Regions from separate parts of the Homo sapiens genome. Here all the other regions are linked to region 2. Evidence: chromatin loops called from intact Hi-C (ENCODE). Cell type or tissue: heart right ventricle. All regions are shown on one strand.

Region 1 (8,000 bases), 170 kb after region 2:
CCTCATTGTTCTCAGTGTATTTATAACTGAGAAAGCCCAGCTCCTATCTGCATCTGACAGTCCTCTGCCTCCTGCCCAGAGCCCCTCTTGACTGTTATAACTCTCTGACCACTGTCCCCTTTAAGACCCCACCCCCTCCTCCAGCCTTCGAAGTCTGAGCACTGCATCTGGCCTGTGCTGTTCTTGGTCTCATGGGGATGAGTGTCTCTGATCATCCAGGGGGCTCCCATGGGCAGTACCTGCCGTTTCTGCCTCTGTTCCCTGAGACTGTGAGCACCCTCGAGGCAGGGACCAGATATTCCTCTCTTTCCACACTTACCCTGAGCACAGGAATGGTTGCTCAGCTGTCCTGCAAGGGTTAAACTGAAGCCTCAAGTTCAGCTCAATTCAATTCAGTTTGATTGCATCCAGTTTGATTCGATTCACCTCCTGCCCTGTTCAGCCCAGTTGCAGCACACCAGAATCCCCTCTCCCTGCTTGCTTCTTGTTCCTCATTTCTCCCATTACCCCCAGGAGGCTCCACTGCCCCCGGAACTACGTCCACACCCAGCTGTTCACCACTTTTATCCTCAAGGCGGGAGCTGTGTTCCTGAAGGATGCTGCCCTTTTCCACAGCGACGACACTGACCACTGCAGCTTCTCCACTGTAATGGCCATGGGTGAAGGGGCTGGGCAGGTGGGGGAGAGAGGAGGTAGGATTACAGACCCAGATGTGCCTGCGTCAGGCTTCCCTGCCCTGTGGGCTGACCCTGGGGCTCCCGCATGGCCAATTACAGAACAGGAAAATGCTCCTTTCCCATGTCACCCCCTAAGTCCTCACGCCTTTCCTGGACTGTGGTGTCGATCCATGTCATTTCCCATATTGCATGCTCTACTCCGCGTTCTGTAGTCCAACCTAGACCACGTTTCACTATGCACAGCCTTTTCCTTTCCTTTCACCCCTCCCTGAGCACTCATAGGTCTGTGCTGGGGGTGTGTACGCAAGGGGCTGGGAGGAGCTGGGTCCCTCCTTCAGGAAGAGCCCATGGGACAGAATGCACACAGATTAGGGGACTCCCAAGTGGAGGAAGCTGAGAGCTAGGAGAGAACGAGAGGGGGCTTCAGGGAGGAGAGGACCCTGGAGCTGTATTGGCAGCAACAATAGGGAGATGGGGAAGGAGAACATTTCAAGAGGAGAGACCAGGGTGAACAAACTCTCAAAGACAGGAGGACCTGGGCCATGTCCAAGAAACTGGGAAGGCACCATGGGAGAGATGGGGTGGAGACAATAAGAGGCAATTGAAATTAAAGGGAAGTTGGGCAGAATGTGGAGACCCAGCACCTGCTAGATCCTCTGCAAGTGTGCTGGAAATGAACAGCGAAATCAGGGAGCAAACTAACACATGACCTCAATTAACTGATGAAAGAATTAATCATACTTCATACTGAGCACTTATTTTGTGCCAGGCATTGCACTAAGTGCTTTACATATGTAGTTGTCCCTTGAACAATGTGGGTTTAGTGGTGTTGACCCCCCTTTCAGCTGAGAATTCAAGTATAACTTTTGTGTCCCCCAAACTTAACTATTGATTGCCTACTGTTGACCTGAAGCCTTACCAATAACATAAATGACCGATTAACACATATTTGTCTGTTACACGTGTTATATACTGTATTCTTACAATAAAGTAAGCTAGAGAAAAAATTTTAAGAAAATCATAGAGAAAATAAAAATTGGCTGTTTTTAAATGGAAGTGGATCATCATGAAGGTCTTCATCCTCATCGTCTTTATGTTGAGTAGCCTGAGGGGGAGGAGGAAGAGAAGTTGATCTTGCTGTCTTAGGGGTGACAGAGATGGAAGAAAATCTATGTGTAAATGGACTTCAGCAGTTCACACCTTTGTTGTTCAAGAGTCAGCTGGCATTATCTCTTGAATTTTTAAAACAGCTTGAAGAAGAAAGCATCACTTTAATCCCATTTTGTAGAGGAGAGACAGTTGGCAAGGTCACCCAGTGGCACACGGGTGGGGCTGGGATCAAACCTGGGCCAACTGAACTCAGAGGTGGTCCTGCTCCCCTGCCGGCAGGTGATCAAGTCATGCAGTGAGTGAGTGAATGCACGGGTGCCTGTGTGTGTTTTTTGCAAGACAGAGCTGTGGCTGAATAAGTCACAGCTCTAGGGATTGACTTCAGCTCAGGAAGGATGGGGGTAAGTGAAAATAGAAGCAAGTCTTAGGCAGTTTCCATTTAATCCTTATGATGAGGACTTGATCTAGGTATTGGAGGTTTTTCCTTTTACAGATGAAAAGCTAAGGTGTGAGGAGATTTGCACAGGAAATAGATAGTAAATTAGAAGCCAGGCTGTCTAGATACCAAATCTGTGCTCTTAACCCTCACTGTATATCACCACATCCCCTCTTGGGTGGCCCAAGGAGCTGCAGGTCCCAGCCTAACATGGAGGGGCCTGGAGGTTCTGTATCTGAGTAGGGTAGAGGAGACTGGGATGGGGCTCCAGTGGGTGTCCCAGCTCTGAAGCACCCAGGTCCTGGCCCCCAGGTTCTATGCAAGGTCTCTGTGGCCGCCTCCCATTTCGCCACCATGACCAACTTCAGCTGGCTGTTGGCAGAAGCCGTCTACCTGAACTGCCTCCTGGCCTCCACCTCCCCCAGCTCAAGGAGAGCCTTCTGGTGGCTGGTTCTCGCTGGCTGGGGTGAGCACTGAGGGCGGGTTGGGCACCATGGGGAGGTAAAGGGCTGGAAAGGCCCAGGGAGTTTACATAAAGGCCCCTCCACCTCACTCTGAGGCCCAGAGAAGGAGAGGGACAGGCCACAGTCCGGCAGCAAGTGTTGGAGGGTGGGACCAGGGCCCTGGCTCTGGGGTCCTGCCTGGCCCTGCCTTTGCAGTGCCCTACGTGGCTGATGGTGGTGGTGGGAGGTGGCGCCAGATCTCAGAGTCAAGGATGCAGACTCCCTCGCTTGTGTCTTCCCTGTACTCCTGTAGGGCTGCCCGTGCTCTTCACTGGCACGTGGGTGAGCTGCAAACTGGCCTTCGAGGACATCGCGTGAGTCGGAGCGGCCACCTTGTCATACCCGCTGGTCCTACATGGGGTGTGGAGTGGACAGTCAGGCCATGGGCTGTTCTCCAGGCTGGGAAGAGGAGGAGAAGGGACTGCCCGGCTAGGATGGGGGGTGGGAGAACAGTCTGTGAGTAGCACAGAAGGGGCATGAGCCAGGCAGGAGAGTGGAGCTCAGATTCCCAGGGCTGTGGGGCTGGGGGAAGGTGGGGTGAGGGAGCTGCCAGGGGGCCAGCAAGGAGGCATTGAACAGAGTTCAGAAACGTTTGTCCATCTAGGTGGATAGAAAGGGTGAGCCCAGCCTGGATTGGGGTGCCCCTTTGGGTGAGACCTTAACTGGCTGAGACAGGAGAAAAGGCTGGAGGGGAGGTGGGTGAGACCAGAAGGCATGAATGCCTGAGAGGGAGGTGCCTGCGTCACCACAGTGAAGGGGACTTTCCAACAACGGCCTTCTTTCCTCTCTCCCCAGGTGCTGGGACCTGGACGACACCTCCCCCTACTGGTGGATCATCAAAGGGCCCATTGTCCTCTCGGTCGGGGTCAGTCCCTGGGCCAGTGCCCTTTGCTTTATTCAGTCAACTTCCCTGGAACTACTGACGGGCTGTGCACAGCAGGAAATGCAACTCCAGGCTGGGTGTCTTGAAAACTGGGCTCCAGCCTTGCTCTGCCACTGATTCTCTGTGAGGCCCTCTCTGGGCCTCAGTATCCCATTGGTAAAACTAGAGGGGTGGTGGTCTCCATCAGCATGCAGGCTGTTCCAGCTCAATTTTGATGAGCCTAATGTGCTGGTTGCAGATCATTTACCACCACAGTGAGAGACTAGGGGTGCCGGGTGGGGGCAGTAAATGGAGTCTGCAGCTAAACCCCTCTCCTCCCTCTGCTCTCACACACAACACAGAGGCAGTGAAGACTGCTTTGCATGGCTTTGGTAAATGTACAAATGTTTTGCAACTTAGCAACTGTGCAAAGTGAGGGACATCTGCTTTGTGCTAGAGAAGAGCCTGGGAGGTGGCTGGAGGCAGGTGGCAAGGCCTGATCGCCCCCCTTGATCCCAGGACTTGGTCCTTCTCTGTCCAATGCTCAAATGTGGGACCCCCGCCCCCCCATCTCCAGGCTACCAGTTCTGGAGCAATGATCTGTGCATTCATTCACCTGCACATTCTCACGTCTCAAGGATTTAAATTTTCTAGTCCCCAAATGGGCTGGGGCTCACCCCAGCCACCCAAGGCTACCCCCTGACCCTTGTCTTCCACCTTCCTATGCCTCTATTTCCAGGTGAACTTTGGGCTTTTTCTCAATATTATCCGCATCCTGGTGAGGAAACTGGAGCCAGCTCAGGGCAGCCTCCATACCCAGTCTCAGTATTGGTACTGTGTGTTTGTGTCTGGGGATACTGGGAAAGGGTAACTGGAGGGGGATTCAATGTGTCTGTCTCATCCAATAAGCACTCATGACCTCAGCCCCATACTCTTTCTTCCCTATGTTCCCAGAGACAGAATAGACCTGGCCCCTTCCTTCTAGGGGATCACAATATTGGAAGGATGAGGACTCCAAACAGCCAGCTCCCATGCCAAATAGAACGATGAGTGCTGGGATCAATTTCTATGGGAGCCTGGGGAGAGGGATCCTTTCTAGTTGAAGGGTGGTGTGGTCAAGGAAGACTTCCTGGAGGAAGTGGTTTTGATCCACACTTTGAAAGATGCATAGACTTTGGGATAAACTGGGGCAATAACAGTTGGTAGGGGAATCAGCAGGATCCAGCGCCCAGAAATAAAAAAGCCCAGAGTGATTGTGGGGAGGTGGCGTTTCCCAAGGTGGCTGTTCCACAGAGTGGATATAGGGAGGTGGTAGGAAGTGAGAGGAGATGAAGTGCACACGACAGTTTCTAATCCCAGTCTTGGGAGCCTAGGATTTGTCTTTCCTGCAGGCGTCTCTCCAAGTCGACACTTTTCCTGATCCCACTCTTTGGAATTCACTACATCATCTTCAACTTCCTGCCAGACAATGCTGGCCTGGGCATCCGCCTCCCCCTGGAGCTGGGACTGGGTTCCTTCCAGGTGAGGGCCCCCACAGGCACTCTTTCTTTCCATTGAGGGTGCTGGAGGGAGGTGCTGTTGCCCACGGGCCTTGGCTGAGTTCATGACAGGGTGAGGGCTATGTTTTTCATCCATCTATTCAAATATCTGTCTGTCTGTCCATCTTCCAGCCACCCATCTACGTATTCAACTACCCATGCATTCTTCCATCCATCCATCCATCCATGCATCCATCCATCCATCCGTGCATCCATCCATCCATCCATACATCCATCTACCCACCCACCAACCCATCCATCCATCCATCCATCCACTCACCTAACCACCTACCCACCCACCCATCCACCCACCCATTCATCCACCCACCCACCCATCTATACATCCATCCACCCACCCACTCATCTATCCATCCATCTATCCATCCATCCACCCATCCATCCAATCTATTCAACTCTTACTGATCCCCTATTATGTGCCAAGTGTTGTGCTCATTCACAAGGGATGCAGAAATAAAGTCAGAGAAATGGGGCCAACAGTACAGCCCTGGCAGGCTTGCTATGACAATTCTATGACAATATGCCTGGCACATAGTAAGTAATGAATGCATTTAAATTCCCCTTTCAATCAAACCTGGCCCAAGCCATAGCCTGGGGATGAGTAGGGAAAAGGTAGCAGAAAGACGGTGGACACCTTCAGGCCAGGCCAAAGGGTTCTGATGGGGTCTTTCTTCTTTGGACCCACAGGGCTTCATTGTTGCCATCCTCTACTGCTTCCTCAACCAAGAGGTGTGTGATTTTTGAGGCTATCCCTCATGGAGTCCCCCTCCCACCAGACCTAAGGCCCCTCCTCCTCTCTCCCACTCAGGCCCTGTAAACCCCAGCTCAGGCCACACCTTCACTCTTGTGAGCTTTTGTGGTAGTCTGTCCTGAGCTTCTGGATCAAGCTGAACCGGAATGTTTCCTGTAAACATCTCTTATCCATCCTTCCTCTGAGCTGGGCCAAGTTCTACTAGCTACTCTTCAGGAGGTGGAGGAGGCCTTTCAGGGATAAGGAGGGGGATTAGGGTAGGGAGTCAGAAGGAATCCCCCAATTCTGTGTTCCTAAAATTGAACAAAAAGGAGAGTTGGGGAGGGGGTACGCCAGCTGAGGGAGAGACAATCAGAGAGAACAGATAGAGGAGCCAAGAAAGTCAGAGGTAAACATACAGGGAACTAGGAAAATAATCAGATGCAGAGACAAAGAGGAAGATCTGGAGCCCAAGAAACAGAGAGAGCACCTAAAGAAAACAGACACACAAAGAGAGTGGACAGAAGGGGAGATAGACATGAAAAGACAGAACAGATGGTGCTGCTGCACATGTGGAAACGTGGGGACACGACAGAGACTGACGCAAAGTGAATTCCACCCAGGAGACACTGAATTTCCCCCTTAGGACAGTCCTGCTCTGGGGAGAGAGGCGGGGGAGAATTGATCTCAATGCCCCGGACTCCCAAGTTCCACCTTTGTGCACCTGCAGGGCCATGCGCTCCCTCTGCTGGCCATGGATTTGCCATGGGCTCTGCATTCTGTGAGAGTTGGCTGCAGATGCCCTGTCCCCTTCGCTGTGGAGTTTTGCTCCCATCTCATCTGCCACCTCTGTCCCTTACTGCTCCTTCCACTCTCCCTCTCTTTATTCCTCACCTGACCTCTCTAAGTCCCATGCAGCCTTATCTGGTGTCTGGCTGTAGCAGACCATGGGCCCTGGGGGTCCTGGGAGGGGCAAGAAGCATCCCAGGCTGAGGCTGGTGGGGTGTGGAAAAAGTGTTTCCACAGAGAGGTGTGAAGGGAGCTGTCTTGGGAAGCAGTGCCGGAGACCAGGTGGTTACATACCTCTGGTGACAGTGAGCTTACTACATCCCAATAGCTCTTTCTGTTGTCAGGCAGCTGTGGAAAGATCATCTTTATGTTGAACAGATATCTGATTCCTTTTATCTTTCACCACAACCCCAGTTCGGCTCTACTGCATGAGGCACATTCTCTCAGCACCCTATGCCCCTGAAAGCCCCTTGGAGATGTGAAGATACAGACAGCACCCCCACCCCCCAATCCCACCGTTCCATCTTGCCCCAGGCTACTTTTCTTTTACTTACTTTCAGTTTCCTCAACTGCAACCCCTCAGACAGAGTTCTGAATCCTCTCTCCCTTCAGGTCATGTCCTCTGGACAGATTTCCAGTGGCCAGAGTTGAGCTCACAAAATTGAATCCCAGAGCAAGGAGTGGTCTAAGTGATTAAGAGAGAACAGGGTGGTTATTTGGCCAGGAACTCAAGAAAGCACCTATAAATGTCTTTAACTGGGCTCAGACAAAGGCAGGGCTAAAAGGCAGAGAAAGGAGCTAAAAGAATGGTGAGAAATACTCACAGGAAGGAAAAAGTAGTATCCTCCAGAGGTAGTACTTAGCAGTACCTGTTGCCAAGCATGACTTTTCCTGCCCCATGTCTCTGTTTCTCTTACACGGCCTCTCCCTGCACCTTAGTCTCATTGGGGTTGAGTAGCAAAGCCACAGGGGGACCTTCCTAACGTCCTCTTCCTTGTCCCTGGAGGTGAGGACTGAGATCTCACGGAAGTGGCATGGCCATGACCCTGAGCTTCTGCCAGCCTGGAGGACCCGTGCTAAGTGGACCACGCCTTCCCGCTCGGCGGCAAAGGTGCTGACATCTATGTGCTAGGCTGCCTCATCACGCCACTGGAGTCCACACTTGAATTTGGGCAGCTACCACGGGTCTGCCATGCTCTGGAGGAGCAAGGGGGCCACATCCCCACCCCAGCTGTTACCCAGCCCGGGGCAGGTGCAGCCCTTCCTCCCTGTCTCTGCATCTGACTCTCTTTTGAGGTCCCTGTATGTCTACCTCTGACTTCTGTGGTCCCTCTGTG
Region 2 (8,000 bases):
TACAGATCCTTTGGTTTTGGGTAGACTTGATTTCAGACTCTGAATTCCTGGAGTCATACCCTCAAAAAAAAAAAAAAGACCCTGTCAATTCACAGACATACTCATTTATTCAGTTAATTTATTCAACAACTATTTAGCAAGGACCAGCAGTATGTTAAAGATGGCTTGTACTGGCTTCGAATGCTGATTTTTAGTGCCCCTTCTTAACTTTGCATTCAGTGACATCACATTGGTAGCTTGGAATTGGTCATGTTTAGAATATTTATACCATGGAGATTGGCAAATGCAGCAAATCAAGGTCCCCATCCCTGGAGAGCCAGTTGTTAACATTTACCAGCACACCACCTGCGATGGCCTACTGTGTGCCAGACCCACCAGCCAGTCAGCTGTGAACAAAGCAGATTGAGTCCCTGCCCTCTTGGATCTTCCACTTCCAGTGAGACGAGGCAGCCCACAATAACACCAAAACAAGGAAATATATAACATATCTGAGGATTACAAGTGCTAAGGGGAAAAATAAATCATGGAAGAGTGACAGGGAGCCCTGGGGACAGAGCTGCTATTTTATAAAGAGGTAGCCAGGAAAACCTACCAGAGAGGGTTACACTTGAGAGGAGGCCAGAAAGGAGACAGGGAACTTGCACTTTGATCTCTGGACGCAAATGCCGACAGCAGTTGTGCACAGGCCCTGCAGTGGGAGCATGTTACTGATTGAGGCTGGACTACATGAGGGAGAGAGGAAAAAAAGCAAGAAAGGAAGCAAGGGCTTGGTCATGTGGGGCCTGGAAGCTGCTGAATGCATTGGCTTTTACTTTGGATACTCCCGCATCTAGGAGATATGGGAGCCTTTGGAGGTCGAGCAGAGACATGCTGTGATCTCACTTGTGTTTTAATAGGGTCCCTCTGGCTGCTGTGTTGAATAGATTCAAGTGTGGAAGGAGGAAGGCAAGTGTGGAGGCAGGGAGACCAGTTAGGCAACTGCAGTAGTAGAAGAGAGCTGGTGGTGGCTTGCATCAGGGAAATGGCAGTGAAGGTGGTGAGACATGGGCTAGAATATGGGTGTATACATACATACAGACATACATCAGCAGGGCTATGTTCTGAGAAGTGCATTTTCAGAAGCGCATCCACATCTGTGGGCCCCTGGAGGCACTGAAGGACCTGGGAGAGTTTGGGGTGCACCTGTCTCTCTCCTCGAGACTGCTGAAGTGGAAACATCATAGAGTGTACTTACACTGACCTGGATGGTGCAGCCTACTACACACCTAGGCTAAATGGCTTAGCCTGTTGCTCCTAGTATACACACCTGGACAGCATGTTGCCGTATTGAATGCTATAGGCCATTGTAACACAATGGGAAGTATTTGTTTATCTAAACACATCTAAATTTAGGAAAGGTACAGTAACAATATGATACTATAATCTTATGGAACCACTGTGATATATGTGGTCTGATATTGACCGAAACCACATATCTCATTGGGATTCGTGTATGGATTGGATGTGCTGTGTTAGAGAAAGAAAGGAGGCAAGGATAACTGCAAAGATTTTGCTGAACAACTGTAAGAGGGGGGTTGCCGTTCCCTGAAATGAAGACTGTGGGAGAAGCAGGTTTAGGTCATGGTCATTGGGCCATAATTTATACCTCTGGTCTGCATGTTACTTTCTTCTTTTTTTTTTGAGACAGAGTCTCGCTGTGTCGCCCAGGCTGGAGTGCAGTGGCGTGATCTTGGCTCACTGCAAGCTCCGCCTCCCGGGTTCACGCCATTCTCCTGCCTCAGCCTCCCGAGTAGCTGGGACTGCAGTCGCCCGCCACCACGCCTGGCTAATTTTTTTTGCATTTTTAGTAGAGACGGGGTTTCACCATGTCAGCCAGGATGGTCTCAATCTCTTGACCTTGTGATCCGCCCGCCTCGGCCTCTCAAAGTGCTGGGATTACAGGCGTGAGCCACTGCGCCCAGCCCTGCATCTTACTTTCTATCAGGCCAGTGGTGTTTCTTTGTGAACTGGCCTTCCTGTGGCCTTAGTTCAGGGTCCATGTGCTTGCAGTCCACACATGTGAGCAGTGAGCTGTCCTGTTACTTTTGTGCTGTGACATTTCTCCTCTGGCACTGGGGTTTTATTGAAGCTGTTTAAGAGGCTTCCACACCAGGACTATTACTAGAGCCCAAGTTAGTAGGGTTGCTCACAGCTACTGTCTAAGGACAGTAAAAGCAAGTCCCCATCTTGCCTTTATGTCATGCACTTCTTTGTCTTGTGCTTGCAGGTTGCAGTCTGCTGAGCAGACCTCCAGGCCTCTCTGGGCCTCTGTGCTCCTGTCTGTAAATGAAGGGGTAGGATGGGCTGCTCTGTAATGGCTCCCCAATTCTACCCTCTACACATGCCTAGACCAGACTTCTGACTTCTTTTGTAATCTCTGAATTACTTTGATTCAGTTGACCTCTCTAAGGCTCATCTTATGTAAATAATGAGCCTGTAAACCAGGGTCCTGTGACTTTGGAGTCCTTCCTAGACTATAGGCTCCTCTGAGCACCTGTGGGTATATAGTAAATGGATTTAGGACACAGCAACCTGGAATCACTCCCAGCCCTGAGTATGAGCATCTGTCACTGGAGGCCTGTTCCAGGCTGTTCCTGGCTGCAGCATTTTGAGCTGAAGGCAGGCTGACTAGGGCAAGGTTAAATTCCACCATCCCTAACCCCTTTGCCTATTACTTGTTGAATGGTTTCTCAGGTTAGGTTCCTAAGAACAATGGTTCTTAAACTGTGATCTCTGGACTGGCAGCATCTGCATCATCTGGGAACTTTTTAGAAACAGCTTGTCTGACCCACTGAGTCAGAAGTTTGGGGGTGGAGCCCAGGAATCTGGGTTTTAACAAGCTTTTTAGGTGATGTCATGCGTGTCAAGCTTTGGGAAGCAATGCCCTAGGGGCCAAGCCTGAGTCAGATTCCGGTACATGTAATTTGTTGGGGGCATGCTCTCAGGAGGAAGTGGGGTGAGGAAAGTGGAACTGGGCAGGGGAAGGAGCTCAGCAAAGGTGTGAGGGCTAAGGGCTCAGGCTGATCCCCTGGGGAGATGTGGAGCATGAATTGACTCAGAGTTAGTCCCATGTTTAAGGCAAGGGAGTGAGCTTTTTGTGCCCCTCTTAGTCATTGGCTGTGGGCTGCCCATCCTGGAGTGGGGCGGGCAGTGTGCAACCTCCTAGATGAGTTTGGCAAAGGACGATTCTCCAGAAAAGGATGCAGCTGTGAGCCCTTAGCAGCTGACATTGACAGCAGCTGGGAAGTATTTACCTGTCTGAGGCAGCTGGGTGGGACACCTGTGGCCTCCATGTCAGTTCTCATGGCTCCTTCTGCATTCACCCAACCCCTAGGTATTACAGTAAAGATAAACTGCAAAGCCTGTCCCTGGATATCACCTTAGATGCATTGGATGCCCTGGTGAGATGGGCCAAGCAGGGATCTTTTACAGGTTAGGATACAGACTCCAGAAGGTGAGACTGAAACGAAACTGTTTCCAGGCTCAGACAGCCTTTCCCATCATGACATGTGCAGCCCTCTGCAAGAGCATCATATTACCCATTACTGGCTTTGTGGCTGGGTCACGTCCTTTTGTCTTAGTGAGTTCAGAGGTGTCATAGCCCAGGTAGGCACTGGGGATGCCAGTGCATGATATGGTTCCCTGCCTCCAGAAGCCCAGGGTGCACTGGGATGCCCTGTGTAATTGGGTGCTAAATTGTGGCCCTCACAAAGGAGTGGAAGTTCAGGGAGCAGTTAAGGGACGCTATTGAGGGGGCAGGAGGGCCCTGGGCTTGGAGAGGCAGTGTTTAATGCAAAAGACTTCCTGGTAAACCAGTAACATTGGAGAAGGAATGGCTGTACTTTTAATTCACAGATCCAGGGGAAGATTAACCTGCCTTGTTCTGCTGTGGGTCTCTGCAGCCTTGATACAGCCAAGGGCCCAAAGCCTCAGTGTTTCTGCCTTTGCATTGAAACACTCCTCTGACACTGGGGATGCCTGGCAGTTTTTCAGGTTTTGCAGAAGAATGGACAGTAGATGGCAGCAGATCTTCATCAATCCTCCCAACCCCAGCGATTTAGTCTCGTTGCCCTTGTTGCATAATTTAATTCAGGGGACATTCACCAGGCCCTACCAGACCTTTCTTAAGCAGTCCAGGGGGAGAGAGACAAGTGCATCCCAAACTCTCCCAGGTCCTCTAGAGCCTCTGGAGGCCCCCAGATCTGGAGTGAAAGCCACGGGCGCACAGATGCCTCTCTGTGTCCTGAGGGGGAATGAATTGTGCCAGCCGGGACTTGGAGGAGGCTTACAGAGGATGTGGCATTTGCGGTTCATTGACTGTTCCCTGCTTCTGAGCATCCCAGCTCTGAAAACATCTGCACCTCATGGGATGAGTAATGGGGAGAATTTTCATTTTAATTTGTCTTTATGCATTATTTGGACTTCACATCAGACTATTAAGGTTCAAAATCTGACTCTTGAGACACACAATACCTATTTCCTTTCCAGCATGCCGGTCATCCTGTGTGGATAGTGGCCTGCTTGGGCTCTTGCACTGGTTCAGCCTCACCTTCTTAACCTGTTCTGGGGACCTCTCTTCTGTGGTGGATACAGCTGTCCTCCACACCTGCCATTGATGCCCGATGCTCAGCCACTTCTCCCCACTTCTCAGCCTGTTGATCACATTTTACCCTATACATGTGCCCCCAGTCCACAGTGGAATGCCATTTCTCCTTCTGATTGCTGGCCTCCTGAAAGTAGGCACAGGAGATTAAACATGAGAAACAGCTCCAGTGCATGTTACAGGCCACTCTGAGCCCTCCAAAAATGGGGTTGATGACCCCTAAACCTTGTGTGGTTATTATAACCCCAAGGTACCTTCAGTTCCATGGTTTCCAAGTCTCTGATCTGATGCGTCTGCAGAGGAAAGAGATTTCCCTTGACTCAGATTTCCTTTGAGATCCAGAAAGTGCGGCTAAAGAAGTGAGAGAGTGGCCACACATCCCCCTGGAAGGGAAGATGAGTGATCTTGTATTGTCCATCTGTGGACATCAGCATGGCAGCTCTGAGATCTCCCTTGGACCACACCTGGGCCCTTGCCAGCTCCATCCTAGGTTCTGAGTCCTGGGATACAGGCTGGGAAGATGTTCCATGCAGGAGAAGTAGCAGCTGTTAGATGGAAGGAAGTTGTTGGGCTCTGAGATAATATTTGGGAGATGAGTGTGAGAGAGCAGGAGTGGTATTATGGAGAATCTTTCCTGTATTCCTTTTTTTCTCACTCCAAGATGCTTTTGTGCTGCTCTGTTAGCTATGTTCCAGCAGTTCCTGGCTACCAGAATCCCATATAAAGGCCCACATAGAGGTTAGTAGGACCAGAACAAGGCTGAGTGAGGTGAAGCATCTAGGATGCAAAATGTAAGGAGCTACTCACTCTCACAGTTGTTCAGCTGCAGGCTGGACACCTGCATTAACCTGAGAGGGAAGGTCTCTTAAAATTTTGCACCTTAGGCTTCTTGATTATCTCACCCTAATCCTATCCTGGTTAGCAGAGTTTGGCTGCTTTCTTTTGTTCCTTCAGTATCTTGGACAACCCTCAGTATAGAACAATGATTTGATAACTCATATTTATATTCATGAACTTTTTGAGGCCTGGAATGGGGCCTTATTTCTCTGTCTTTACTCAGCCATGTCTCTGTACCTGGCAATAATAAGTGCCAAGCAAATGAGAGAGTGCACTTAGCAAGGAGAATGGAAGGGAAAGTTATGCTAATCTGTCTGTGATAGTATCGTGAAACTTAAAAGTGGTAAGTCTTTCATATAATTGAAACAATTTGAACTTTAGTTTGCCTGTTGGCATTCATTAATTTACTCAGTAATTTTTTTGTTCATACAAAACTAGTTACATGACTGCCTGATCACCCAACCATATATCTAGCCAACTAAACAACTAACCAGCCATCTGACCACCCAACCAACCAACCATCCCAACCGACCAACCAAACCAACCAACCAACCCAACCAACCATCCAACCATCCATTCATCCAACAAACCATTCCACCCATCCAATCATCTCACCCACCCAACCAACCAACCCACCCAACCAACCAACCTAACCAACCCGGCCAACCAACCATCTAGTCAACCAACAAACTATCCAAACATCCATTCCATCCAACCAACTAACCAACCCACCCAATCAAACCAGCCAACTCACTGTCCCAACTGTGATGCCCCATCTTTAAGTCGTCTGGAATGTTGCCTTCTTCAAGAAGCCTTTCCTGATCTCTTCACTGTACCTATACTTGGACATGATCTGTTTCTCAGACCTCTCATGGCACATGTCACGCTGGAGAGAGTTGACAGGCTACTTTGTTCCTCCTGCTGGACTGTCAGCTGCCTGAGTATAGGGGTGACTTGTCTGTGTCCCTACCTTTTTGAGTTTTGCTCAGAATTATTCCAATAAATAAGAATTGAGATGGATTCTTGACTTTGCTTGGAATTTGGAAGGGGAGAATGAAGTATGAGGTCTTTCCTTAACTTAAGAAGTTCATAGAAGAGCAGAATTAGTGACTTAGCACACAGAAAAAGTCAACTAAAAATAGCAGGCAGATCTGTTTCAGGGTCAGATGGATGGTGCTAATTGAGATGCCGTAGGAGCTTAGAGGAGAGGGAGGGGGTTTTCTGGATGAAGCAGGGCTAAGCTGAGCCTTGAAGGCTGAGTGGGTTTGAATAACCCAGTTTTGTGTGGCAGGGGGCAGTCTTATTCTTCAGGCCTTATTACTGTGCCTGGAACATATTCATCACTCTTCTGTGCCTTGCTCTAAGCCTGAGGTTTTGTTTTTGGGGTAGGGGGGAAAGTTTGCTGGTATCCCTGGGGTCTCATTCCTAAAGACTGAAGCAGCTCTCTTGTTCTTCCCCAGCGTGTTTTTCTACGGCCTGCATTGGGTTTTGCTGCATTTGCAGACATTTTTGGATAATGTACACTTATGGTGGGTCATGGAGAAAACCTAAGCTCATAGCTCCACCTAAGGATCATGGCATTTATTTAGGGAAAAGATGGGCGTCCTTGTTCCTACCCTGTGATAGGCTGGATGCCTTGGGGCCTGACATAGAGAGAGCCAAAGTCTTTCCCTTGCCAAATCCCATTCAGTCCTGCTGGAGTACTGGGTGTATGCCTTCCCTCATGACTCTTGGGCTGGTTTTCTCAAATGGTGGCTGAGGGATGGAATTCTGCTGTGACTGTCAGAGGTGGTGTCTCCATTTTGGAAAGATGGCCCCTGATGCTGAGTTATGTTAGGGGCATATTGGGCAGAGTTCCTCAAATCACAAAGATGATCTGCCAGGGCAGCTTCCTGTATGGCTAGATTCCATGTGTGTGCCTCATTCCAGAAAATTCTACTTTGTTTTCTCTACTCATTCCACAAGAAGTTAGTAAAGCCATGGGATTTCTTTCATTTCCTGTTGAGGCCAGTTTTGTGGTCATAGGTCCCTCAGAAGTGGGGCCTTTTCCCAATAAAGTAAACAGTTTTTGATCTCAATCTAAATACATGGTATTTAATTTTATTCAACAAAGCATTTATAGAGTGCCTCTTGCTTGTTCGAATGGTGTTGGGGAGAGAAATGCTGAAGATGAGGTTCCTGCTCCCAAGAGGCTGAGACATCCCGACAAATATGTACTACAGGATTAAGAAAAAGATGAGTGTGATAAGGGATCTGGCAGAGTTCCACAGAGATAGAGTCTGGATAGTTTCAGGGATAATTATGCTGTCGATATCTGTTGAGTCCTCACTATCTGACTGGCCCTCTTATAGGAGCTTTGGATGTATTACTTCATTTAATCCTGACAGCAACTTTACATATTTACAAGTGGGGAAACTGAGGCACAAAATGACCAAGCAGTCTGAGTTCATGCAGGTTTTCTGGCTTTTGGGGCCTTAGTCTTAATCATTATCCTTGGCCCTGACCTGGGGGAAGAGGACTG
Region 3 (8,000 bases), 320 kb after region 2:
TCAGCCTTCTCATCGCATATTCATGAGAACATATTCATAGGGATCAAGCTCACTTTCTGCCATGATTATCCAGCTTGATTTTACTTGACTGTTTAAATACTTCTGGAGGCTGGGAAGTCCAGGATCAGGGAACTGGCAGATCTGGTGTCTGAAGAGGACTTGCTGTCTGGTTCATAGATGGTGCCTTCTCACCGTGTCCTCATAGAGTGGAAGGGGCTGTCTTTTTTATATTTTAGATATATCTTCTCTATGTAACATATTGATGAAAAATTTATTTTAATCCCAACTGATAGCCTGTGTTTAGATGGGCATAATTAGTCTATGGTTATTCACTGCGACTGAGGACATTTTGAGCTTATTTCATGACCTTACAGTCTATACGCCATGCCTTTGTTTCACCCCCTACCTGCTCATCTGCTCTCTCTTTTTTTTTTTTTTTGCCTTCCATTGCATTATCTTATTTCCCTTCCCTTTCTTTTACTGATATGGCAAATATACATTCTATTCTAATTGTGTTGTTTACATTTACAATTTTAACAAAATACCTAATTTTATGTTTTTCCATAAAACTTGAAAGTTGATCATCCTTCTTTCCTTCTCCAAAACAAGATACATACTTAAGCATGTGTAACTTTCTCCAAGATTTACATTTGCAGAATCTGTTATTGTTGTCTACTCTTTTAGACATACCTTATTTAAAATCCTAAATATAGTTCCTACAATTGTTTGTAGTTTGAGCTTATTGAGCTCTATCAATATACTTCTTTGCTTAAAATATTTGATTTCCAATCTTTCCTTCTTGTTGAAGTTAATCTTTTGAAGTAGTTCTGTGTAGGGGAGAGCACTCAGTCTTTATAAGATTGAGTTCAGAAAGTGGCTGTGTATTTTAGTTGGGCAGTTATTTTCTTTCAACACTTTTATACTGTGATTGCTACTGACATTTATTGTTTTTGAAGATAAAAATAGCCTGACACTTTTTTTCATTCTTTGGTTGCCTTTAAGCTTGGTCTTTATTATTGATGTACAGTTTCATTCTTACCCTGTTTGGCACATGTTATACTTTTGCCAGTCTGTTAATTCAAGTCTTTAGTTCTGGAAAATTCTTTACCAGAATATATTTGAACGATGCCAGTTGACAACAGAAATCCAGAGTGTGGATGTAGGAGGAAAGCCAGGGGAGTGTAGTGACAGGGAAGCCAAGAAAGGGTTTCTAGGAGAGGACAGTCATCTGGATCAAATGCTGCTAATGGTCTATGAAGAGTGGAATAGAAACCAGCAACTGGCTGAGAGGAAGGTGGCTGGGTCATCTCTTGCCCCAGGCTTGAGAGGGGAAGGCTTGAGGGCCTCCATCCTTGGCTTTGACTGGGCACCCCCAGGACTGTCTACAGCCCCATCCCTGTTTGGAACCTGACACTCAGCTTGGAGGAGAGGTCTGCATGCCCTGTAGCCTGTGTGAGACCCAGGCTGCACTGAGCCTCTTGGCAACACCAGGCCTGAGTTTGGGTCTGGCCCACAGGACAATGTTATAAAAAACAGAGTAGCTTTCCCCAGGAGGATCCGGGATTCATTCTGGCTCCCCAGGGCTTCTAGACCTAGAAGTCATCTGAAGTGGTGAGTCGGGGAGCTGGTTGGTCCTTTTGCAGTCCTCATTTATCTTTGCAGTTAGGGGCAGGCTTCACACCTTCAGGAACCAAGGGGCTACTCTCACCAAAGCCCAGACCTCATCCCAGCCTGCCCCATGGCTCCAGAGCTGGCTGAGAACCAGGCAGCGGAAATGACTGGGTGGGGAAGAGCTGGCAGCTGGCTCAGAGCTGGATAGCTTAGTTGGGAGTCTTCTGTTGCCCCTAGAATCCACTGGGACTGGCCCCAGGGTTGGTAGAAGCCATGGAGAGTTCTCCCATGAAAGCCCAATCCTCATCCTCATCCTCACTTCCTGGGAAAGGAGTAGGCAGGTTCCAGGCCTCACACTTAGGCCCTGGAAATGATGTAGTGGCAATGGAAAGGCCCCTCCCTGGGAAAGGGACCTGGCAGTTTGCAGTCCTTATTTGCTCCCAAGAAAGAATTTTGCTGGAAAGGAGTCCTCCCACCAGAGTGAAAGGGATACAGAGGAAAGGATTAGGTTGCGAAGGGCATGATTTATATCTTTGGGGGGAAATTTAAGGAAACACTGCTCTCTGTCGCCCACTCAAGCAATCAAAATATCAGACCCAGCCCTGGTCCTCAGAATGTCCCCATCTTCAGCTTTGACTGGCCCCCCAATGACTGGCTAGAGCCCCATCCCTGATTGGAACCACACACTCAGCTCTGAGGAGAGGTTTGCCTGCCCTGTGGCCTATGGGAGACCCAGGCTGCACTGAGCTTCTCAGCAACACCAGGCCTGAGATTGGGCCCAGCCCATGGGGCAGTGTGAAAGGAAAAGAAATCTCAGGATCAAATCAGTAGGCCAAAGAGAAAAGTGAAGTTGGGAACTGGGGGCAAACCTGTCTCTCATTTTATTGCTAAATGAGATAGCTACAAAGATTAAAAAAAAAAATCCTCCCTCCCTCCCTCGCTCACAATTTGCCCACTGGGAAATTCCTTCTGGGACCCAGTGTCTCAACCCTGAAACAGTTCTGTTGAATTTCACCCCGACAAAGTACACTGATAGCTTCTCTTCATAGGTACGGGACAAAGAACAGGACTCAAAGCCATCCCTCGGCTCCCCTGAGACAAATGCATATCTGATTGCTTCCTCTGCCCTATGTTTATTTTATCTTAGGTAAAAGTGCAGATCCACTGAGCTAGATGAATTCATAAGTGACTGTTCCTCTACCCCTTCTGGCATAGAGAAAAGCTGATCAAACTCAAAAGAATGCGACTGTTTGCCTCTTATGAACTCACACCTTTTAAAAATGTCTTCCTCTTCCCCCAGTAGCTACCCTTTCCCCTCTAAGTATTGAAGTCCTCAAAATCATCTTTGGAGAAAGGCACAGACCTGTCTCTCGGGCATGAATCCTTAACCTTGACAAAATAAACTTCTAAATTGAGACCTGTTGCAGGCACCTTTTGGTTTACAGTAGCAAACCTGGAAGCACAGAAAGGCAGATCCCAAGCAGAGGAACACTTACAGCGGGCCGTGACCCAACCACAGTCACTTAGCCTGAGTGGCGGGTGAGGCAGCAGACAACAGAATATGTCTGGAACTCAGAGCCACTCCTCCCCCAGCCAAGCTGCCCCTCAACAAGTTCCCCATCTTGGCTTCTTAGGGCAAAATTCAGCGTCTGGGTGTGCACTGCCCTCTTCTGGTCATTTGGTTGGTAACACGAGCAGCCAAGAGCTCCCCTTTGGAAATAGCAGGAGCTCTTTCCAGTTCCGATTTTTCTGCCAACCAGGCTTGTTTCCACACAATGACTCATAAGTGAGATAATGAAGGGCAAGAACAAGTTAAAATATTTACTATAATTTACATTTGGAGGAAAAACTTTAGTCTTACATTGCCTGTAGAAAGAATGTGTCCTACAGAGGATTTTGCAGTGGTTTAACCCTTTATATTTTTTTGATAAAGCACACATTTACTTTTTTTTTTCTGATCATACAGAAAACTTATTTATTGAGACCACATAAATATAAGAAGCATGGCTTTGGTGTCATTTAGAAAGTGAACATGTGTCTAAGAATTTTCACACTAGATTGTAAACACTAACATAACTGATCTATCCATCTTTGGATTTTCATTGAGATATTTACTAAGTCCATCATCCGATGCTTTTGAGGACATGAAAGTTAAAGAGATAAGAATCTTGATCTCAAGAAGCTTTATTATTTTTAAGAATGTTAATAAAGACTCTAAAAAGAAGGCAAACAGGGAAATGCATCCTCCCCAAAGCTGCTAGTGCCAGGACTAGGCGCCTTCCCCAGTCCAGCGGCTGCAGGTTGGGTTGCTAAGAGCTTACCCTGCCCTCTTCTGCAGACAATTGCTGGCAGATTTCTGAGGGGTAAGACTACCCCCTTCACCTTTCTCATCCAGGGTGGCCGGTAGCCAGTGACTGAGGGATGTAGGGGTAACCGCCCAGCCGCCTTGCCTCTGGTTGGGACCACCTCTGTGGTTGACATCAGTGGCTCCTGCTGGATCAGCATGAGGCTGATTCTGCTGAGGTCTGGCTCCTTCCTCCACCCATCCCCGCTTCCTCACTGCCCTTCAGTGTCTCCCCATGCACTCCTTCTGTAAGATCCCTGCTCAAGGATCTCTACTTCAGGCTCTACTGCTACAGAATCTAGACAAAAACATGTGCCATCAACAAGGCCCAGAAAAGATAAGGTCCAGTTTCAGGATTAGGGAAAACTTGCCTTGAAGGTCAGGTTAGATCTAGGCATGGAAGAACTGTTCATCTAGCCTACTGACACTTATTGACTGAGTGCCTTCAATGAGCTGGGCACTCTTCCAGGCCTTGGGGCATAGCAGCAGATATGACAATCTTGTTATCGCTGGCACAATAATTCTAGCAGAGAGGGAAAGAAACAGGAAACAAATAATGGAGAATAAGATGAATTCAGTTAAGTTCTTTTTTTTTTTTTTTGGAGACGGGGTCTTACTCTGTCTCCCAGGCTGAAGTGCAGGGACTGGACCACAGCTCACTGCAGCCTTGACCTCCTGGGCTCAATTGATCCTCCCACCACCTCCTGGGTAGCTGGGATACAGGTGTGCACCACACCACACCTGGCTAATTTTTTTGTTTTTTTTTTTTTTTTTTTTTTAGAAATGGGGTTTCTCCATATTGCCTAGCCTGGTCTTGAACTCCTGGGCTCAAGCGATCCACCCACCTCAGCCTACCAAAGTGCTGGGATCACAGATGTGGCCACCGTACCTAGACAACTTATGTTCAATAGTGAAAATAAAATATGGCAACCAGATACTGTCACCAGATCCATTTTCCTACAATTCTCCAAAAATTTACCCTTGAGAAATTAGGTGATTCATTTATCTAGTTATAACAATTGGAACCTTTCTCCTGTCATAATTCTTCATCTCTGATGGTACTGGCTCAGTCAACGTCAACTTCCATTGAGTTCCTGCTGAGGATACTCACTTTAAATCATGGCATTGACACCAAACTTATTCTATAGTCTGTATTTGGGGTCTGGCACAGTGGCTCACACCTGTAATCTCAGCACTTTGGGAGGCCCCAGCAGGAGGAGCCCTTGAGCTCAGGAGTTTGAGACCAACTTGGGCAACATAGTGAGACTTCGTCTTTACTAAAAATAAAAAAAAAAATTAGACAGGGGTGGTGGTGCATGCCTGTGGTCCCAGCTACTTGGGAGGCTGAGGTGGGAGGATCACTTGAACCTGGGAGACGGAGGCTGCAGTGAGCTGAGATCGCACCACTGCACTCCAGCCTAAGTGACAGAGTAAGAGTCTGTCTCAAAAACAAAACAAAATGAAACAAAGCAAAGCAAAATAAAACAAAAAACAAAACCCAAAATAAACCAAAGTCTGTAGTTGGGATCTTGAAACATTCTCTGGGCTTTCCATGTAACATTACAAGCACTGAAGCATGTTGTTTGGGTTCTGGACTCACCGCAGAGAGGCAGCCTTCTAAAGCAGCGGTTCCCAATCTTTTTGGCATCAGGGACTGGTTTCATGGAAGACAATTTTTCCAGGGACTGGGTGGCAGGAGGATGGTTTTGGGATGAAACTGTTCCACCTCAGATCATCAGGCATTAGATTCTTGTAAGGAGAATGCACCTAGATCCCTCCCTGTGCAGTTTACAATAGGCTTGAGCTCCTGTGAGAATCAAATGCAACTGCTGATCTGACAAGAAGCGGAGCTCAGGCGGTAATGCTTGCTCATCTGCCACTCCCTCCTGCTGCGCAGCCCAGGTCCTCTGGTCTAAAGGAAGGCAGCCAATACCTGTGACTACCCAAGAGATGCCCCTGGGACAAAGGAACTGTGCCTTTGAGAGAGCCCAGGGTTGACGCATCCTGCATAGCTGCTCTCTTGATTCCATTCTCCATGCCAATGTCCTGCAGCCACACTGTCCTTTGATCCCATAAGCCTTCCTAAGGCCTACAGCCTCAGGAGAGAAAATGTCCTTTTTTTTTTGACCTATAAGCCTGGTGGCAGGCATGTATTTTATTCATCTTCCTATGCCTCATGGGCACAGCAAAATCCCATTACACAGGAGTTAACCAGTGAAGTTGGTGGAAATAAGTGAACTTCAGGGTCCTCCATAATGCCCACTTGCCCTTTTCCTTCTTAGGATCCCAATAGCCAGGCCAGAATCCTGTCTCTATTAAACAAGCCTCTAGCTTTCCAGCCAGTGTGCCTTGGCTCAGCCTGTTCTCCCGCTCAGAGGCTGCCTGGTAGAACAGAAAGGAACCCCAAAGTGTGTAACTTAGGGCAAATGGCTTCTCCATAGAAATCTTGCATACAGTGTCCAGCTCCTGTCAGTATACAGTAGGTGTTCAAGATACTTCATTCTCTAGCTTTCCACATTACAACAGACCAAATGTTTGCGGCCCCCTCCCCACCCAAATTCGTATGTTGAAACTTAACCGCCGTTGGATGGTATTAGGAGGTGGGGCCTTTGGGAGGCAATTAGATCATGAGGGTGGAGACCTCATTAATAGAATCAGTGCCATTATAAGAGAGATCCGAAAGAGCTCCCTTCCTCCTTCTTGCCATGTGAGGACACAGAGAGAAGACGGCCATGGATGAGCCAGGAAGTGGGTCCCCACCAGACACCTTGATCTTGGACCTCTGCAGGCACCTTGATCTTGGGCTTCTCAGTTTCCAGAACTATAAGTGAAATTCTGTTGCTTATAAGCCACCTGTTCTCTGGTATTCTTTAAAGCACCCTGAATGATATCCATCTTCCACCCAGTAGACTTTTTTATTTTACTTTTAAGTTCTAGGATACATGTGCACAACCTGCAGGTTTGTTACATATGTATACATGTGCCGTGTTGGTGTGCTGCACCCATTAACTCGTCATTTATGTTAGGTATATCTCCTAATGCTATCCCTCCCCCACTCCCCCAACCCCACCACAGGCCCCGGTGTGTGATGTTCCCCACCCTGTGTCCAGGTGTTCTCATTGTTCAATTCCCCCCTATGAGTGAGAACATGCGGTGTTTGGTTTTCTGTCCTTGCGATAGTTTGCTCAGAATGATGGTTTCCAGCTTCATCCGTGTCCCTACAAAGGACATGAACTCATCCTTTTTTATAGCTGCATAGTATTCCATGGTGTATATGTGCCACATTTTCTTAATCCAGTCTGTCATTGATGGCCACCCAGTCCACTTTTGAAAAGTCTTCCTCTGTTCCCATAACCTAGCAGCCCACCTTGCAAATCTCACCTCCTCCAAAAAGGCTCCTATGATGACTCTGATGCAGACTCACCTTAGATTCGAAGTTATTTTTCTCTAATTTGTGTGGGATAGGATCTTCCTAATGTAAGACTTAACAACTCCACAAAATTGAACATTCCTTTTTTTAACACTTGGGTTGTCATTAGGGATTTTCCAAATATTCTGATCCTTTTCTTTCAGGGAACAGAGTTGGGTGACTTTGGCCCAAGGTCGCTGAAGTTGGGTGTGACCATGTGGCATACAGTGGTCAATGAACAGCAGGAAGCTGAGCCACTTTGTTGTTAAAACACTAAAAACCTGTATATTTGGCATGCTCTTGTTCCCTCTGCTGGAGCAAAGAACAATGTGCACATGTAATTTGAGCCAGAAATAACCCTTTTCAGCACAATGTAGCTCAATATGACTGTTGCACCCAGTTTACTCTCCTGAGATGAAATCTATAGTATCTATGTGTCTGTGTATGTGTCTGTATGAGTATGCATATATATTACTTATTTTTTTAAAGGGATTATAATGATCTGGCTGCAAACAAAGGAGAAAGAGGGGGCATTAAATTGTAATGCTTTATATCCAGTAAGTAAATGCTCTTATTGGACAACACTAGGAGACATAAGGAAGTAGATGCTTGTACCTACATATCTCATCACCTCAA

Evidence for each region. Hi-C counts contacts between places; a loop is a spot of excess contacts. Peaks named below come from ENCODE experiments on the same cell type or tissue, not always from the same donor. Only the 100,000 strongest peaks of a DNase experiment are listed, where the experiment ranks them.
Region 1: it touches region 2 in a loop (7-fold over the local background); 95 of 110 quality-filtered maps call a loop at or near these places.
Region 3: a loop joins it to region 2, with 11 times the contacts of the local background. A loop is called at or near these places in 84 of 110 quality-filtered maps.

What each region holds. Positions count from the first base shown.
Region 1 is chr7:30,971,450-30,979,449 of GRCh38, forward strand. GHRHR (growth hormone releasing hormone receptor) reads left to right here. Exons shown (of 13, transcript NM_000823.4): 6 at 514-646; 7 at 2,536-2,689; 8 at 2,980-3,040; 9 at 3,522-3,591; 10 at 4,328-4,419; 11 at 4,980-5,109; 12 at 5,832-5,873; 13 at 7,670-8,000. The coding sequence ends at 7,795. Among named protein-coding and RNA genes, the nearest start is that of GHRHR, 11 kb to the left of the region's middle. RefSeq lists an enhancer at 3,411-3,770 and a silencer at 3,422-3,600. In heart right ventricle, CTCF peaks have their summits at 3,558 (motif pointing left), 3,766 and 6,629 (motif pointing left); DNase peaks (open chromatin) are centred at 3,542, 4,172 and 6,622; H3K27me3 peaks cover 2,630 bases.
Region 2 is chr7:30,796,835-30,804,834 of GRCh38, forward strand. All of the region lies in intron 5 of MINDY4 (MINDY lysine 48 deubiquitinase 4), which reads left to right. The region is part of intron 7 of INMT-MINDY4 (INMT-MINDY4 readthrough (NMD candidate)); the gene reads left to right. Among named protein-coding and RNA genes, the nearest start is that of MINDY4, 29 kb to the left of the region's middle. RefSeq lists enhancers at 2,966-3,085, 3,952-4,081. In heart right ventricle, CTCF peaks have their summits at 4,050 (motif pointing right) and 4,252; DNase peaks (open chromatin) are centred at 827, 2,927 and 4,047; H3K27ac peaks cover 5,876 bases.
Region 3 is chr7:31,119,508-31,127,507 of GRCh38, forward strand. It overlaps the pseudogene LOC124901821. Among named protein-coding and RNA genes, the nearest start is that of ADCYAP1R1, 71 kb to the left of the region's middle. In heart right ventricle, CTCF peaks have their summits at 3,286 (motif pointing left) and 7,659 (motif pointing left); DNase peaks (open chromatin) are centred at 3,284 and 4,034; H3K27me3 peaks cover 659 bases.